3 separate regions of the Homo sapiens genome follow, and all the other regions are linked to region 2. The links are chromatin contacts, found by Hi-C or POLR2A ChIA-PET in ENCODE. All regions are on one chromosome and are shown on one strand. The core of a region is the stretch at or near the end of the contact, and the rest is flanking DNA. Distances in the headings are between cores, read along the strand shown. Region 1 has its middle 16 kb from the start of BTG2. Region 2 holds the start of PPP1R15B (protein phosphatase 1 regulatory subunit 15B). Region 3 overlaps LOC124904486 (a long non-coding RNA gene).

Region 1 (4,058 bases), core at 752-3,251, 1.1 Mb before region 2:
ATCATGCCATTCCCTTCCTGCAGACTTTCTTTGCCATTCTGTATTCCTAAGATGGGAATCCCAGGCTCTCTCAGTCTTTCCAACCCCAAACTCCTTGTGCAGTAGCCCAACCAGGCCAGAGCCCCTCACCGAATTCTCTCCTGCTCACCTTTCCTTGCAGCTCTGCTGACATCTGCAAGTTTCTGTACTCTGCCAATTGATGTGGCACAAATCACTTTCTTCTAGGATGTGAGCACCTACTGTGTGCTGAACACTCACTATTGCCAGGGACTCCGCCTGGTATTTTACACACAGTATCTCTACTGTTTTTTTGAATGCAGTCTCTGAGATCTTATGACCTCAGATTCACGGATGAAGAAAGCAAGGCACCAGTAACTAGAAGAGGGCAGTGGTGGAAATGGGTTTAAAACCTATGTGCGCCTGTCTCCAGCATCAATGCTGTTTTCCCTTACCACTGCCTCTTCAGGATGCCTTCCCTGAATAATTCCACTTGTCCTCTATATACATTCTTACCTCAGGGGTTTCCAGCATTCATGCATATGGTTTAAAACTGCTCACATCTTTATGACATATTTCTTACTTCAGAACTCCTTAAGGATGTATACACATAGTTTATTACTGTTCACACTTTTATAGCAAACACAGTCAGCACATTGCTCTGTGTGTGTGTGTGTGTGGGTGTCTGTGTGTGATGGAGTCTCGCTCCTTCACCCAGGCTGGAGTGCAGTGGTGTGATCTTGGTTCACTGCAACCTCTGCCTCCCCAGTTCAAGCCATTCTCCTGCCTCAGCCTCCCAAGTAGCTGGGATTACAGGCACGTGCCATCACACCGGGCTAACTTTTGTATTTTTAGTAGAGACAGAGCTTCAACACAATGGCCAGGTTGGTCTCAAACTCCTGACCTCAAGTGATCTGCTGGCCTCGGCCTCCCAAAGTGCTGGGATTACAGGCGTGAGCCACCGGGCCCGGCAGCACATTGCTTTGAGTTGACGTCTGGTGGCTCTGCAAGCCCTTCTCCCCTCTCCAACTGTCGTCACTCACACCTCCATGGCAGGAATCATTTCTATTTCCTTTTTCACCTCCATGTGCTTGTCTACCATTCTGCACGGAGCAGGCCTAAGTACACTGACCATTGGATGACAGATACGGGTTGAACAAACTACAGTGTGGTCCTCAGGTAGCTGTGGGGCAAGTGTCCCCTCCTCACCACCCCTCCATCCTCCCACTCTAAACCTAAAAGGAAAAGTGCTCTATTTGGGAGTCTCCTAAGAGGGAGTGAAGGAGCTCTGTAAGCTAAGCCAGCCTGCATACATGGTTCCCGGCACAAAGTCTACACACCAGTGAACACGTTCTTGGGTGGATGCTGGATGCTGATGGCAGGGCTTCATTTGATGTTGGTGAAGTCAGTTCTACCCTGAACCTCAACAACTTGAAATCATAAGCAGTAAATAGGCAGACACAGATGGAGATCTAGGTAAGTTTGGAAATAACTGAAGACTTATCTTTGGAATGAGCTTTCACATTACATGGGCGGGCTTTTACATCACGTGGGCTGATGAAGACTGATGATTCAGTCTTCATGCCTGAACCACGGGTTTACTTTTACATGGTCCACAGAGGTTCAGAAGCTCTGGCTGAGGCTAAGGAGGCAAAGCCTTCTGAGGAGTCTTTCCTGTATGATTGCTCTTGTTCTCACTCAAGGCAAGCTGGTGCTAGACAGGGATGATCCCTTTACTGTGTATGTGTTAGTGGGGGACTGAGAGGAGGATGGTGCATTTCAGCAACTCAGCTGTTAGTTCCCAGCAGCTGGTGGGTGCCATGAGAAGTGCAATTAAGCCCCTGACCCCCCTCCCCCAGCTCCTCCCCAGCCTAGCTACTCCCTTGCAAACCCTTTCTTCGTGGGCAGAATGTTCCCTTGCCAGCTGCCTGCTCCTCCAGGTGTTTCCTGTACTCTCTATTTACTGGCTGGGGTGGCTGAGGGTGGAGAGAGGGAGTCTGTTTTGGTTTCCTGTTAGCCAATGGCAGTGGGTGTGGGGAAGGCTGGCGCTCCTGTATCTAGGGGGAGCTAACCACAAGCAGCAGCTGCCTCCTGACACCTGCCTTTCTGAGAGCATGTAAACAGTTAGGGGACGAGGGAGGAAGAAGGCCTCCTGAGCAGGGCAGACACTTCTGTTCGGTCAGGCTGGAAGAGGTCATTTCATAAGCTCCCAACCTCCATTCTTTCCAGGGGGGAAAGGGTGGGGTCAGGTCACCCCAATGACCTCAGGCCTCCCTGGACTCTAATCTCTACATGAGAAGCCCAGGTAGTACTGGGTCTACCTCCACTGTCTACCTGCCATGAAATGGATGGCACTGCCTCCCCAGGCAAAGGCCAGGAGTGGAGAGCGAGACCTTGGCAAAGCCTCCATTTCCTTACCTGAGACCTGAAACAGCTACACATTCCCCACCTTCACCAAGGTCCCCAAATCCAGCCAGCTTGGTGCAGAGACACTGTCACGGGTTTCCCCCTGGCCACTCTTCCCAAGAAGGCAGGACAGTATTTTTGGTTTGTTGCAGTTTTTCCAATCCAGTTGAAATGATACACTTGTCTATGTATGTGTGATCCTTCCCTTCTTTCCTTCCCTCCCTCATCCCCTTCCCTCCCCTCCTCTCTCCTCCCTTCCCCTCTTCTTCTCCCCTCTTCTCCCACTTCTCCCCTCCTCTCCCCTCCCTTCCCTCCTCCCCTCTCCTCTCCTCTCCTCTCTTTTCTCTTTCCTTGACAAGGTCTCACTCTGTCACCCAAGCTGGAGTACAGTGGCACCATCTTGGCTCACTGCACCCTCAAATTCCCGGGTTCAAGCAATCCTCTTGCCTCAGCCCCCGGAGTAGCTGGGACTACAGGCGTGCACCACCACACCCAGCTAATCTTCATATTCTTTATAGAGACAGGATTTTACCATGTTGCCCAGGCTGGTCTTAAACTCCTGAGTTCACGCTATCCACCTGCCTCGGCCTCCCAAAGTGCTGGGATTACAGGCTTGAACCACCATGCCTGGCCTCCTCAGAGCAGTTCTATAGCATTGACATTATTACCCTTAGACTGTAGAGGAAGAAACAGGCTCAGAAGGTTAAGCAAAATTACCTATGGGCACAGTGCTAGTAACTGGCAGTCAGGCTTGAATCCAAGACTGACTGAATAAACAAGAAAAATTATAGCAAACAACCCAGGGTTTCTTATGTTTCTTCTTGTCACGCTTAGTGCTCTTGTCTTCTGGATTCTAGGAACTTTTACACAAAGCCACAGTTCACTTTGCAGATAGCCTACATAAGATAAGCAGTCTGACATCCCAGTCTTACACATCTCTTATGCCCAAGCTCAGATCACCTCTCCTCTGTGAAATCATTGCCATTCATCCTAATGTTAGGTGATGTTTTAAAAACCTGCTGAGTTCTTACAGCAAGAAGCCACTGCTCCCTCCCACTGTGTGTCTTCCATGGGTTTCTTTTTTGTGTATATGTCATATTTCAATTTAAATATAAGGTCCTAGAGATCACCTCTGATGTTGCCCAACATTCACACAGCATCTGCATCTAACACAGTACCTGGACATGAAGCTGAAGCAAGAGGGACTGAGGAGACTAGATAGTCTAGATGCTTTAGGGAAGCCTCTCTTTTACCCTTTGTCTCACTCCAATTGGAGAAATCCCAGTTCAATACAGACTGGCCAGCCAGATGGGTTGCTTCACCCTAATCAGGAATTTCAGCTGCTGACTTCCCAGCCCTGGTACAAAACACAGGAACTCCTTGTGTTCATTGTGACCCACTTCCTTACTGGAGCCTGCTCAGGGTGGAGGCTTAGGTCTCAGTGGCTTCTCTTGTTTTCACAAAAGGAAAATAATCTCTGTCATAATTACTGCTTGACCAATAGGCTTCTCCTGTGACAACTCCCTGGGGGAAAGAAAATGGAGCACTGACTGTTTCCTAGGATGAAATTCAAAGATATCCAGGGGGGTGGGCCAGGATGTAAAAGCACTTGTTGAGATTATGGTGCTATTTGAATGTGAGGGATTGATGTGGAT
Region 2 (3,945 bases), core at 1,012-3,511:
CATTCACTTTCTTGGCTCCCCAACAGCTGCACCTTACAAGAAAGTAAGGTGTGACACTCAGAAATGGCCACAATGGACTCAGATGGGGTCTTTGAGTCACGACAGCCTTTCTCATTTTCCCCTGATGTTTGAAAAGGAGCCTTAAAATTTAAAGGGTTGTAGGGGTCATCAGAATTACAGAATGAGTTCCACAGTTTGAGACTCTCTGCTTCATCTGCACTAGATTCCCAGTCATCTTCCTCCCCAGAACTATGCTCAGGGGTCTCAGGAAGGCTTCCAGACTGGGAGGAATTCTCTAGATCAGACTTGCCAGACAAATCCTTCTCTGAATCAGAAGGCTCTTCAGGAACAATTCTGGCAGCAGTCTGAATTGTTGCTGTAAAGTTCTGGGGATTATAAGGATCTACACTGCAGAAAGAGTTCCAAAGGTGAAGCCCTTCAGGGTCTTGTTCAAGGTCTGAGTCTGACAGTGAGCTATCACTATCAAAACCATCATCCTCAGCTTCCTCATCCCAATCCTCACCTTCTGGATCAGAACTTGTTTCCAGGTCACTGGATGCACCTCCCAAAATATAATCTATCAGTTTGTTACTACAAGCTGGTCTGGCAGAAATGGGAAGGTCACCTTCTAGGTATGAGTAATCAACTACACTTATTCGGCCCTCTCCAGGCTCCTTTTCCATAGGTATCTCACTAGATGGACAGCCCTCAGAAGGGCTCTCTTCTTCCAAAGCAAGTGGAACCTCTGTAGTTAATAATTCTATTTTTTCTTCAGTGGATTCCTGGGTGTTTCCAGGAATGTCTCCAGCAGCAGGAACAAACTGTGTTGGGTTATCTCTGCAGTGTTTTGGATCCATCCGGAGAAGGCTGTGTTCCTCCTCCAGGCTGTGGTAGCCATTATCCTGGTCAGGGGTGGGTAAATCTTGCCCCTTGCTAGCCTGTTGAAGGAATTCCAGCCGTTTCATGCGAAGATGGTGAATTTCTGGTAGGCCTTCCGTAGAAAGAGGTGGACATCCCTGCCACGAGGCCGGAATGAGTTCTGCACTCAGCGGCTGGGGATGACAATGGTCCTCTCTCAGGCAGCTGCTCTCTGGGGTTAGTGTCTGGAAGCCGACTACCTCGCTATTTCCATCACTGTTCTGATAGCTGACTTCTAGCCTAGGAAAGCAGTCCAGGTAGGAAGGGTTCAGCAAATAGGATACCACACTGAAATTGTCTATGCGTTGAATGTTTAGAGGCCCAGAGGGCGAAGAGCCAAGTTCCCGGTTAGAGTACAGACGGGATTGAAGGCTACTGGGCAACAGCTCCACTCCCCACAGCTGCTGCTCTAAGAGAAAAGCCTGTGCTGCAGGGTCCAAAGCACTTCCCTTGGCCTTAAGCTCCAATTTTAGGTCTGGGGGCGAGTATTGCCAGTGGATCCCCTCCTCTAGCCAATCAAGGGGACTGGTGACCGAGGGGTCTGAGGAGTCGAGCTGCAGCGAACTCAAAGATTTCTGCGCTGTGGGGGCGGCTGGTTTCTCCCGTCCCTTCAGGGCTCTCAGGGCGCTGTAGACTCCAGCAAAATCTAGCCATCTGGTCGGAAACATTCCACCGAAAAGTTGGCTCCAAATTAGCACCTTCTGAAGCAATCCGGGGAGCGGCGCAAGGAGCTGGGAGAGCAGTTTCGTCCAGTAACTGACCCGAGTCTCGGGCTGGGCAGAGGAAAGCAGTGTGGGGTTCCCGGAGTTTTCCGGGCCAAGAGGCGTCGGGAACTTAGAAGAGCCTGCTTGCGATCGCCGAGGGAAAAAGGGTGGCCAGAACCGGAAGCCCGCCCGAGGGCCAAGCCGTTTCCGCGATCCGCCTGTCCCCGGCTCCATCTCCTTTTTCTTGACAGTCTCTCAGGTAGGGCCGCGGCGCTCAGCGGCTGGAGGTCGACGGGATTCGGAGGAAGCCTACAGAGTCTCGGCCTTGCCCAGCGGTGGCGTCGCTGCTCCAGGCCGATCTTCGAGCCAGCAGAAAAGCCACAGAGGGCAGCGAATGCGGCAGCGGGCGGCAGAACACAGGGAAGAACAGCCCGCGCAATAGGCGGCGACTGATGCGACTTCCATCCTGGCGGGGAAGGAGGTTCCCTAGTCGGCTCGACGCTTCAACACCATGGATAGGAGTCCCCCCACGGCCTCGGCGATGGTTTTCCGACTGACAGAGGGTTGAAAAGCCCCTGAGCAACGCGATACCGGAAGGACTGGGTAGGCCGGCTGGTGCGGTGGAAGCGAAGCCCAAAATGGCCGCAGGGCCCGCGCGCCGGCAGGACACCCCCCTAGACGCCGGAAGAGACGCAGGACTGTTGGGCGTCTACGTCCCTAGCGCCGCGCCGCCCAACGTCACTCGCAAAATCCCCGGGGGGCGGGCCTTTCCGCCCACTTCCGTGTGGCCGCCGATTGGTTTTGCCAGATTTCCCTGTCGGCTTCCTTACTCGAGGTAGAGCCGCACGGCAGCGTGAGGTTGCATCAGCCGGGGCGGGGGGGGGGGGGGGGGGGGGGGGGGGAATGCACGCATGCGCAGTCGTTTCTGTGTGGTCTCCTAGGAGACCGCCCCAACAGCCCTCTAGGTTAAAGGTCTTGGGGAGGGGAGGGGTTTTCAAAATAACCCGAGAATTTCCCGGAGGCGTTTTGATGGCCTAATACACACTGACGTGTGTACAGTCATCCCCTCTCATGAAATGGGGATTAGTTCCAGGACCCCGTAGACACCAGAATCCGCAGACGGTCAAGTCCCTTATGTAAAATGGTATAGTGTTTGCATATAACCTGCATACACCTTCCCAGATATTTAAACCATCCCCTAGATTAAGTATAATACCTAATACAATGCAAGTGCTATGGAACTAGTTGTTATACTGTATTTATTTGTATTATGTTTTATTATCTTTATTTTTCCCGAATATTTTCAATCCATGGAAGGTTGAATGCCCCGCGGGCCAACTGTAGGGTTATCGTAGTCTTAGATTTTTATTATTTATTTATTTGAGACAGGGTCTAGCTCTGTCGCCCAGGCTGGAGTGCAGTAGTGCGATCTCGGCTCACTGCAGCCTCAACCTCCTGGGCTCCAGTGAGCCTCCCACCTCAGCCTCCCGAGGAGCTGGGACTACAGGCTCGCACCACCACGCCCAGCTAAATTTTTTTTTTTTTTGAGACGGATTCCCACTCTGTCGCCAGGCTGGAGTGCAGTGGCGCAATCTCGGCTCACTGCAACCTCCGCCTCCCGGGTTCAAGCGATTCTCCTGCCCCAGCCTCCCTAGTAGCTGGTACTACAGGCGTGTGCCACCACGCCCAGTTAATTTTTTGTATTTTTAGTAGAGACAGGGTTTCACCATGTTGGCTAGGATGGTCTCGATCTCCTGACCTTGTGATCCGCCCGCCTCAGCCTCCCAAAGTGCTGGGATTACAGGCGTGAGCCACCGTGCTCGGCCAATTTTTGCATATTTTTATAGAGACAGGGTTTCGTCGTGTTGCCCAGGTTGGTTTCAAACTCAGCTCAAGTGATCTGCCCGCCTCGGCCTCCTAAAGTGCTGGGGTTACAGGCGTGAGCCACTGCGCCCAGCCTGACAGATATTTCAGGGTTCTCCTATTGTTCAGTACTATGTAGACCATCAACCTGAGATCTTATGTAAAAGTTGGGCAGTGCTGCGTACATACATGTCTGGTGTGGGGCAAACTAAACTCACAGAGAAGCAGCTCAGTCCCCAGAACTATTTACTCTCTTTTATGCTTCCAAGCAGGCAACATATTCAATTCATATTTATTAATACTTCCTTAGCAACCAGAACCACAGAATACAACAGCCAAAAAGGAAACATGGACCACTATCCTTTGAAAAAAAAAATGGCTGGTAATTTTAATTGCTGTATTTGATTATCTCTTGTGAGTTTGGTCTTAGTTCATTTCTTTATTTCTGCTAAAACTCTGT
Region 3 (3,795 bases), core at 1,001-3,500, 1.1 Mb before region 2:
TTGAGATAGCATTATTTAATGTCTTAAGGTTTATAATGGTTATAAACACATGGTGAATATTTTATGCCTTCTATTTCCCAGCCATTGCTTTTTTGTCTTAAATTTTACGTTCTGTTTTTTGTGTAAATTTCATCTACTTTGTATATCTTTGCCTATATTATTATTTTGTAACCATTCAAAAATATTTTGCTTTAAACCTGTGTTATAAAAACATTCACATTGCTTATCATTACTAGCATGATTTACCTACTGTAATTTTATGTTACACATTATATATCTTTTGTTCCTCTTTATTATTTTCTTGTCTTTTGCTATATTAATCCATTTTTTTCTTACTCTTTCTCTCTAGGTTCTTGGGAATTTTCCATTCAGCTTTTATTCTATTAGCGGATGGATAACTTTTATTTATTTTTTATCTTTTTATTTTTGAGACAGGTTCTTTCCCTGTTGCCCAGGCTGGAGTGCAGTGACTCAATTTTGGCTCACTGCAGGCTTGACTTCCTGGGCTCAAACCTCCGAGGACTGGGACTACCAGCTTGGCACGCACCATCTTGCCCGGCAACTTATCTTTTTTGTAGAGATGATGGGGGTGGGGGGTGGTTCTCAATATGTTGCCCAGGCTGGTCTCAAACTCCTGGGCTCAAGCAATCCTCCCACCTTGGCCTTCCAAAATGCTGGGATTATAGGGGTGAACTACTGCACCTGGCTGATACCTTTTATTTTTAAAATCTCTTAACTTCCTTTTTTTTTTTTTTAGATGGAGTCTCGCTCTGTCGCCCAGGCTGGAGTGCAGTGGCATGCTTTCGGCTCACTGCAACCTCCGCATCCCAGGTTCAAGTGATTCTCCTGTCTCAGCCTTCCAAGTAGCTGGGATTACAGGCGTACGCTGCCACGCCTGGCTAATTTTTTTTTAATTTTTTAGTATTTATTGATCATTCTTGGGTGTTTCTCGGAGAGGGGGATTTGGCAGGGACATAGGACAATAGTGGAGAGAAGGTCAGCAGATAAACATGTGAACAAAGGTCTCTGGTTTTCCTAGGCAGAGGACCCTGCGGCCTTCCGCAGTGTTTGTGTCCCTGGGTGCTTGAGATTAGGGAGTGGTGATGACTCTTAACCAGCATGCTGCCTTCAAGCATCTGTTTAACAAAGCACATCTTGCACCGCCCTTAATCCATTTAACCCTGAGTTGACACACCACATGTTTCAGAGAGCACCGGGTTGGGGGTAAGGTTATAGATTAACAGCATCCCAAGGCAGAAGAATTTTTCTTAGTACAGAACAAAATGGAGTCTCCTATGTCTACTTCTTTCTACACAGACACAGTAACAATCTGATCTCTCTTTTTCCCCACATTTCCCCCTTTTCTATTCGACAAAACCGCCATCGTCATCATGGCCCATTCTCAATGAGCTGTTGGGTACACCTCCCAGACGGGGTGGCAGCTGAGCAGAGGGGCTCCTCACTTCCCAGACGTGGCGGCCCGGCAGAGGGGCCCCCCACCCCCCAGACGGGGCGGCCGGGCAGAGGAGCCCCCCACCTCCCAGATGGGGCGGCTGCCGGGCGGGGGCGCCCCCCCATCTCCCAGAAGGGGCGGCTGGCCCGGGTAATTTTTTGTATTTTAGTAGAGACGGGGTTTCACCGTGTGGCGTAGGCTGGTCTCGAACTGGTGAGCTGAGGCCATCTGCCCGCCTTGGCCTCCCAAAGTGCTGGGATTACAGGCGTGAGCCACCGCGCCCGGCCTAAATGTCTTAACATCAAGAATAAGGCCATATCGATCAATAAGATACATGCATACTATTTTGCCACCTCTCACTTTTTATTAATAGTATACTCTTTCTTTGCTACCTCCCAGTTTTTGTCAAAGTAAATTGTGATACAAAAACCCCAATTTATAATCATGAAATATTTATTATATTTAATTTTAATAATAATGATTAGTTTCATATTATATTAATTATAATTATTTCGTTCATTTAGTTTTATTGATTTGATTGTTCTTTGCCTTTTCTTTTACATTTTTTCTGTTGAATTATTTATTTTGATTCGTTTCTTAGCTGGCAGGACTATGTCCTCAAGTACTATTTTTCAAAAAGGGCTTATAGAAGAGCTCTCCCATCCTCAGTGGAGTTGGCTAACATCCTGTACCAGTTACCAGTTTATTACTCTCTGGCTCCAAACGTTTCTCCCTTGCCAGCGGGCACAGTGTTAAACTGTGTCAGTAGAGGGCGCTAGAGGACAGAGAGAAGAAGAGACTTCTCTTGCGGTTTCTTTAAGCTTTCCTTCCTACTTGCTTTCGGGACTCTGAACCCCCGGGGTTCTCAGCTCAGTTTCAGGGCACTTCCGCAGGCATCTTCACGGCTAGTTCTGTGGGTGTCCCACTTAGTTTCCCAGTGGCGAGTTCAGCCGCACCGTCTTGGGTGGATTCCTGGTGGAGCCGACTTGACCCAGCCAGTTTCCTGCGAAGTCCCGCATGCGCACTTCCCCGGGGGCAGCTTCCCAGCAAGTTCTGCGTGAGTCCTAGGTGGCTTTGCCATGAGTTCAGCGCATCCCCCAACAGCAACTTCCGGAGGAATTTTGTGGGCACCCCAGCAGGGGGCTTCCAGCCCCTGAGCCGTGGCCTGCCGTTCTCTTCCCCACAATGTTCGCTCTCTTGACTGTGGCCCGGTTCTGTCCAGGGACAACCCAGAGAACTCTTCTGCCCTCAATGGGCTGCAACGCACTTTCTCCAGCAAGGACTGAACCCCAGTCTCGGAGAGCTAGGCTTCTTCACGTTCGTTCTTTCTTTTTGGGTTCTCCCCCACCCCTGCGAGATCATCTAACATTCCTCTTTATTCCCACTGCACCATTAATTTCTATCCTGACTGATTCACAACCCCGAGTTCCGAAGCAAGGGCAAGCTGTGGGGCGCTTCTTGCCGTCTCTACTCAAAACGGAAAAAGCTGGCCAGGCGCGGTGGCTCACGTCTGTAATCCCAGCACTTTGGGAGACTGAGACAGGAGGATCGCTTGAGCCCAGGAGTTCAAGATCAGTCTGGACAACGTAAGGAGACCCTGTCTCTTCAAATATATATATATATATATATATATATATATATACACACACACACACACACATATACATATGTGTATATATACATATATATGTGTGTATATATATACACATATATGTGTGTGTATATATGTATATATGTATATAATTATATATGTATATATGTGTATATATACGTATATAATTATATATACACACATATATGTGTATATATGTAAAATTAGCCAGGCATGGTGGTACGTACCTATGGTCTCAGCTACTCAGGAGGCTGAGGCAGGAGGATCGCCTGAGCCCTGGGGTGTTGAGGCTGTGGTGAGCTGTGATGGTGCCACTGCACTCCAGCCTGGGGCAGGGACTGAGACCCCATCTCAAAAAATAAAAATAAAAAGAATGGAAAGAACCAATGAAATCTTGATGCTATTAACACCTCTGAATATTTCACTGGTTTCTAGAATCCACACAAAACAGGAATCCTACAGAATGATGGCTTGCAGAGGACATTGTAACAGGGCAGTCAAACCAGTTGGAGAAGTGTGCTCTGTCCTATAAAAACGTGCTCCTTCCTGACGTCTACCCCATGTTGGTGGGCCCATGATCTCCTCCTAGACCTCTCAGCTGAAATCAGTCCTGTCCCTGTGTTTGGTGTCCTTCATACCCTCTCGTGGCTGCCTCCCTGCCACGGCCCTGGCTCAGGCCCTGGTCACCTTGCCTAGGGTAGTGGCTTCCCTGGGAATGCCATCTCCACTC

Evidence for each region. A loop is a pair of places that touch in the nucleus more often than their neighbours do. ChIA-PET counts read pairs that join two places held with the same protein, here RNA polymerase II (POLR2A). Pooled maps may share reads with other maps.
Region 1: a loop to region 2 is called in a pooled map, with 9 times the contacts of the local background. The contact joins the enhancer-like site here to the promoter of PPP1R15B in region 2. A Hi-C loop is called at or near these places in 1 of 168 maps with a recorded cell type or tissue (naive thymus-derived CD4-positive, alpha-beta T cell), 12 of 37 single-sample maps with no recorded cell type and 13 of 50 pooled maps. POLR2A ChIA-PET finds 5 or more read pairs at or near these places in 1 of 52 experiments (activated CD4-positive, alpha-beta T cell).
Region 3: a map of cardiac septum shows a loop between it and region 2 (9-fold over the local background). The contact joins the enhancer-like site here to the promoter of PPP1R15B in region 2. A Hi-C loop is called at or near these places in 2 of 168 maps with a recorded cell type or tissue (cardiac septum and sigmoid colon) and 8 of 50 pooled maps. POLR2A ChIA-PET finds 5 or more read pairs at or near these places in 1 of 52 experiments (B cell).

Annotation. Positions count from the first base shown.
Region 1 is chr1:203,319,115-203,323,172 of GRCh38, forward strand. No RefSeq gene overlaps it. Among named protein-coding and RNA genes, the nearest start is that of BTG2, 16 kb to the left of the region's middle. Within about 2 kb of position 2,002, at least 24 of the 41 ENCODE cell types and tissues checked have a DNase peak (open chromatin) inside an H3K27ac peak, as active enhancers do.
Region 2 is chr1:204,409,556-204,413,500 of GRCh38, forward strand. It overlaps PPP1R15B (protein phosphatase 1 regulatory subunit 15B), which reads right to left and starts at 2,262. Exons shown (of 2, transcript NM_032833.5): 1 at 1-2,262. The coding sequence starts at 1,856. RefSeq lists enhancers at 1,239-2,073, 1,380-1,529, 1,790-2,489, 2,500-2,549 and a silencer at 2,008-2,454.
Region 3 is chr1:203,265,226-203,269,020 of GRCh38, forward strand. It overlaps LOC124904486 (a long non-coding RNA gene), which reads right to left. Exons shown (of 2, transcript XR_007066798.1): 2 at 1,889-3,795. Among named protein-coding and RNA genes, the nearest start is that of LINC01353, 20 kb to the right of the region's middle. Within about 2 kb of position 2,251, at least 35 of the 41 ENCODE cell types and tissues checked have a DNase peak (open chromatin) inside an H3K27ac peak, as active enhancers do; they include B cell and sigmoid colon, where a contact is called at or near this core.